Linked DNA regions of Homo sapiens: region 1 is linked to region 2. A link is an interaction called in ENCODE POLR2A ChIA-PET data of the cell type or tissue named here. Cell type or tissue: OCI-LY7. All regions are shown on one strand. Each heading gives the region's core, and the rest is flanking DNA. Links, peaks and the distances in the headings are about the cores only. Region 1 overlaps ABHD6 (abhydrolase domain containing 6, acylglycerol lipase). Region 2 overlaps ACOX2 (acyl-CoA oxidase 2).

Region 1 (2,918 bases), core at 266-2,765, 250 kb before region 2:
GGATATCATTCTGCAGCTGTCATATTCATTGCAAATATTTCCCCTAATTTTTCCTTTTAATTTTTGGCAAATGATGTATTTGGAAGGACAAAATCATCTTTACATAATACTAATAACTATCATGTACTGAATACTTACCATTTGCTGGGCATTGAACAAAACTTTGTACATGGATTACCTCATCATTTAATCTTTGCCATATTCTTAGTGGAATGCAGCATTTCCTCATATTATAAGATTATATAGTTAGTGTCTTATTCCATTTTGTGTTGCTACAGCAGAATGCCACAGACTAGATAATTTATAAAGAAAAGAAATTTGTTTGGCTTATTGTTCTGGAGGTTGGGAAGCCCAAGAGAATGGCACCAATATCTGGCAAGGGCCTTCCTGCTGTGTCATCCCGTGGTGGAAGGTAGAAGGACAAGAGACTATAAGAGTGAGCCAGAAGCAAGAGGGGACCAGACTCACTTTTATCAGGAATCTACTCCCTCAATAATAGCATTAATCTATTTATGAAGGCAAAACTGTCAGGGCCTAATTACCTCTTAACAGTCCCACTTCACAATGGCAATTAAATTTCAACATGAGTTTTGGAGGGGACATTCAAAGTCAGTAAGTGAATGAGCTGGGATGTGAATGGATGAACAAAGTCGTGTTATGATTTAGAATTTTGAAATACGCTTGCCTTGCTGTAAGAAGAGCTTTTAAGCTAGCCAATGCTATTATGTTCTTTACGTTTTGAGTAGGCAATGCAGTCATTAAAAAAGTTTCAAAAGAAACCAACCAGGTGCGGTTTAACCAGCTGGACGTCTGTAACCCAAGCACTTTGGGAGGCCAACGTGGATGGATCACTTGAGGCCAGGAGTTTGAGACTGGCCTGGCCAACATGGCGAAACCCTGTCTCTACTAAAAATACAAAAATTAGGCAGGCATGGTGGTGTGCACCTGTAACCCTAGATACAGGCTGAGGCACAAGAATTGCTTGAACCCGGGAGGTGGAGGTTGCAGTGAGCGGAAATTGCCCCAGCGTGGGTGACAGAGCGAGACTGTATCTAAAAAAAAAAAAAACCTGACCAAACAAACAACAAAAAAAAAAACCTTATGTATGCTCTCACATTTTTTGTATGCGGATAAAAGTAAATGAATATATATCTTCTCTCCCTCTCTGCTTATTTTACACAAAGAGTTAAGACCAGTCAGTTTAGGTTATTTGCTTTTGCAAGACTTGGCTACTTCTTTAGTGTGAAGTATCTTACAAAGTGCACCTCTGATTGAATTAATTATCTCTCATCTTGGAGGGATTCACCATGCAGAGAGTTCAATTTGTTTAGATGGTAATTTCATATTGAAATTGATTTTGGGCCAAAGTCCAGCACTGCCAAGTCTTATGTAACCAGCAGAAGCTGAGCTTTCAACCAGCTGCCATATGTTATGAGGAACAAAGCCAGAGGACCAGTGCAGATGGTTCTCAAGAAATAAGTTATCACTCTCAAAGTCTCTAGAAAGACATATTATCAAAAGGTTATCATGTGTGGCATACTTCTTAAGAAAACACCGCATTTCCCTTCCTAGAGTGATTAGTAAAATATATACCAAAATAGTTCATTTAAGGTGTTCTCTGGAATGGTTTGGCTTTGTGTTCCTTGAGGGTAAAGCTCAGGAGGACTCTAGAGACTGATGGAGGACAAGGGCTGGAGAAGTGTTTGTGTTATCACTAAGGAAGACTTATAGAGAGGACCTGTGCCCATCTTGAAGCCACTCATCTAGAGCTTACTGATTTCGTTTTGTCTTTATTTCTCACCCCTTCCAGGTACTGGCGGAGGACATTGGGCATGCAAGTCCGCTATGTTCACCATGAAGACTATCAGTTCTGTTATTCCTTCCGGGGCAGGCCTGGGCACAAACCCTCCATCCTCATGCTCCACGGATTCTCTGCCCACAAGGATATGTGGCTCAGTGTGGTCAAGGTGCAATTCTCGATTCTTCTCTCTTATAAGAAAAGGGAGTTGGGTGCTGTGGCTCATGCCTATAATCCCAGCACTTTGGGAGCCTGAGGCAGGAGGATTGCTTGAGTCCAGGAGTTCAAAACCAGCCTGGACAACATAAAGAAACCCTGTCTCTACAAAAAATTAAAAAATTAGCCAGGTGTGGTGGTGCATGCCTGTAGTCCTGGCTACTCAGGAGACTGAGGTGGGAAGATTGCTTGAGCCTGGGGGGTCAAGTCTTCAGTGAGCAATGATCATGCCACTGCACTTAGCCTGGGCAACAGAATAAGACTCTGTCTCAAAAAAAATAAAAATAAAAAAAGGAAGAAGAAGAAAAGGGTTTCCACTAGGACATGATGTCATCAACAATGGTAGAAAGCAAAGGGAACTCAGAACTGTGGTGGTTCAAGTCATATTAGAACTAATGCAGTGTGGCCTGGCACAGTGGCTCATACCTGTAATCCCAGCACTTTGGGGAGGCCAAGGCAGGCAGATCACTTGAGCCCAGGAGTTTGAGACCAGCCTGGGCAACATAGGGAGACTCCGTCTCTACAAAAAAATTAGCCAGGCATGGTGGCATGCACCTGTAGTCCCAGCTACTTTGGAGGCTGAGATGGGAGAATCACCTGAGCCTGGGAAGTCAAGGCTGCAGTGAACCAAGATCGTGCTATACCACACTCCAGCCTGAGCAACAGGAGTGAGACCCTGTCTCAAAACAAACAAACAAACTAATGCAATATGTTACTCATTCTTTTGTCAGAAAAAAATTATTGAGTTGAATATTATATATAAAACGTATGGCTTAGAAATCTTTTTACCTCATGGATATTTCTTTGGGGAGGCTTCTGACACAGCTGCATCTCAGAACTGCTGTGAGATCAGAGTTGGGCTTTGAAAAGTCATTTTTTTTGTACTCCCAAGTTTCTTCTCTTC
Region 2 (2,918 bases), core at 174-2,673:
GGCACCTCAGTCCATTCTTACAGTCATGCTTTGGTAGCTGGAATTGACTGCTATCCTCACAAAGTGACAGCTGCCATAGGCAAGAAGATCTCCAAGAGGTCAAGGATCAAGTCTTTTGCAAAAGCTTATAACTGCAATCACCTCATGCCCACAAGGTACTCTGTAGATATCCTCTTGGACAAACTGTCATCAACAAGGATCTCCTCAAAGACCTTGCTCTTAAACACAAGGCGTGATGGGAGGCCAAGATCAAGTTCAAAGAAAGGTACAAGAAAAAAAAATCCCCTCTCTACTGGATCATTTCCATCAGTATACAAACAGACAATCATTTCTCCCATCTTAAACACAAGCTTTTGACTCTATTTCCTTCTCCATCACCTTGGCTCCCGTTTAGGACAAAACTCCCTGAAAGTGTTATGTGTGTTTATGCTTATGATTTCCAATTTTCACATTCTCTCCTGAACTGGATCTGTTCATGTTTTTACTCCCACCACTCCACAGAAATAGCTCTTGCCACGGTTACTTCCTTATTATCTTGCGAGGGTCTCAAGACTGAGTACTTGGACCTCTTCTCTTCATGCACTCCTTGTGATGTTCTTCTCAAGGCTTTAAATATCAACCATACGCCAATGACTTCCAAACTTATCCCTCCAGTGTCCCCTGCTTACCAACATCTGTACTTGGATTTCTGATAGGCTCTTCAAAAGTAATGTATCTGAACCCAAACTCCTTCCCGTCCACCCTGCCCAAACCTGGGCCTCCTGTAGTCTTCCGCATTTATAGTAAATGGCAGCTCTGCCCTTCTGACCAAAAACCTTGATTCTTCTCTTCTTTCTCACCATACATCTAATCTGTCAGCAAATCCTGTTCTGCCTTCAAGATATATTCAAACTTCAACCATTCCCACCACCTCCAGCACTGTCACTGCTCCAATCCACTATCATCACTCACTTGGATGATTGCATTAGCGATCCAGCTGATCTCCCTGCTTTTCACTCTTAGTTCTTAATATGGCAGCTGGAGCAAGCCTTTAAAAATACACATCAGATTCTTTTAGGTTGTGTCTATCCAATGCTCAAAACCCTCCCATTCTATCCCATGCTCAAAACCCTCGCATTCTCTTAAGTCTTTGCAATGATCTACCTTACCGTCTCTTCCCACCCCCTACTGTACTCCCTTAACTCTCTGCCCTCTGCCGTCATTTTCCACCGCAGTCATGCCATTCCTGCCCCTGTGGCCTCTTCTGTGTTCTCTGGATGGATATGCCAAGCACACTCTGGTCTCCAACATTTGTACTGTCATGCACTGCATAATGATGTTTTGGTCAATGATGGACCATGTATATGATGGCGGTCCCATGACATTATGATAGAGCTGAAAAATTCCTATTGCTTAGTGATTGATGTTAGAATTGGCTGCAGTATTCAGAACAGCAACATGCTTTGCAGGTGTGACTGTACGAGCAATAGGCTATACCATTTAGGCTTGTGTAAGTACACTCTGTGATGTTCACATGATGACAGACTCACCTGAAGACACATTTCTCAGAACGGATCCTCCAGTCATTAAGTGATGCATGACTGTACTTATGTTCTGCCTGTAATGCTCTTTCCCTAGCAGCCACAACAGCTTCTCCCTACCTTCTCCTCAGGTCTTTCCTTAAATGTCACCCTCCCAGGGAGGCCTTCTCTGGCCTACTTAAAATTGTAGCTCCCCCTCCTCCCTACTGACCCCCAGCATTCTTTCCTCCACTTCCTGCTATCCTTTCTTTCATGGTAGGTATTACCATTTCACATGGTATACAGTGTGACTTATTTTGTGCATGTGTGTGCCTGTCTCCTCTCCTCTAGTCTGTAGGCATCTGTGACCCTTTTTCATCTGAAACTCGTATCCTTCATTTGAGGAATGTTTTCTTGAATTATTTTATTAATGATTCGCTTCCTTCTGTTTTCTCTGTCTTCTTTCTAGACCTGTTCTTCAGATGATGAACAGCTAAGATTGGTCCTCTTACTTTTTAAAAGTCCTCCTTTTTTTTGTCTTTTTGCTTTCTTGCTGTGAGATTTCTGCAACTTTATCTTCCAGTCCTTACATTGAGTTTTTCATTTCCATTATCATTTTTTAACTTCAAGGAGCTCTTTTTTTAGGTTCTCTGAATATTAGTTTTAAATAATGGCATTCAGGTTTTTATTTTGTGGTTGCAATACCGTCTCTTAACTCTGAGATATCACTGTTTTTTTTTTTTAAGTTTTCTTCTCCCTGTGGATTCTCTTATGTCCTCTGAATTGCCTTGTTCTTGCTTGTTTTGGTCTCCATCTTTTATGTTAGGGGCATTCTTCAGGTGTTTGGTGATCCCTGAGTGTCTGATCATAGCTAAAAGCAAAGCCTTAACTAGCTGATTACAAACTTGTGGCTATGCTTGCTAGTATGGGGTTCACTATGGAGTGAATTGGGTGGACCATTGGGGGACTCTGATGTCAGTGTCTTTAGCTCCTTCTCCTTGGGCTGGTCAGATTCTCCAGAGAAGGATCATCTTACCATCTTCTTGCAGGGTACTAGTCTGGCTGCCAGTTTTTTAGGAACCAGTGGGAAAAAAGGTCTGGGGGAGGGAGGTGTCAGTATTTGGCCTATAAAGAACCCTGTGTTTTCTGAAGGGTAGCCTTATTATCAACTATACCTGATGCTCCCTAGTCCACAGATCCTCTATTTACCCTTCTGCCAGGGCAGAGTCAAGGAAAGTCTTAAAATTACTCACAGAGGCTAGGTGTGTTAGCTCATGCATGTAATCCCAGCACTTTGGGAGGCTAAGGTAGGAGGATCCCTTGAGCCCAGGAGTTCAAGAGCAGCCTGGACAACACAGAGACAACATCTCTTTCTCTTTGTGGGTTTATGCCTTTTAAAAAATTTCAGTCCATTCACTG

What was found. ChIA-PET counts read pairs that join two places held together with the same protein. Peaks named below come from ENCODE experiments on the same cell type or tissue, not always from the same donor. Only the 100,000 strongest peaks of a DNase experiment are listed, where the experiment ranks them.
Region 1: POLR2A ChIA-PET joins it to region 2 with 10 read pairs; 2 of 35 experiments call an interaction of 5 or more read pairs at or near these places.

Annotation. Positions count from the first base shown.
Region 1 is chr3:58,265,379-58,268,296 of GRCh38, forward strand. ABHD6 (abhydrolase domain containing 6, acylglycerol lipase) reads left to right here. Exons shown (of 10, transcript NM_001320126.2): 4 at 1,811-1,967. Among named protein-coding and RNA genes, the nearest start is that of ABHD6, 29 kb to the left of the region's middle. In OCI-LY7, for the core only: no CTCF peak of the experiment used is centred there; DNase peaks (open chromatin) are centred at 1,013 and 1,413.
Region 2 is chr3:58,511,404-58,514,321 of GRCh38, forward strand. All of the region lies in intron 13 of ACOX2 (acyl-CoA oxidase 2), which reads right to left. It also overlaps the pseudogene RPL27P9. Among named protein-coding and RNA genes, the nearest start is that of KCTD6, 21 kb to the left of the region's middle. In OCI-LY7, for the core only: no CTCF peak of the experiment used is centred there; no DNase peak of the experiment used is centred there.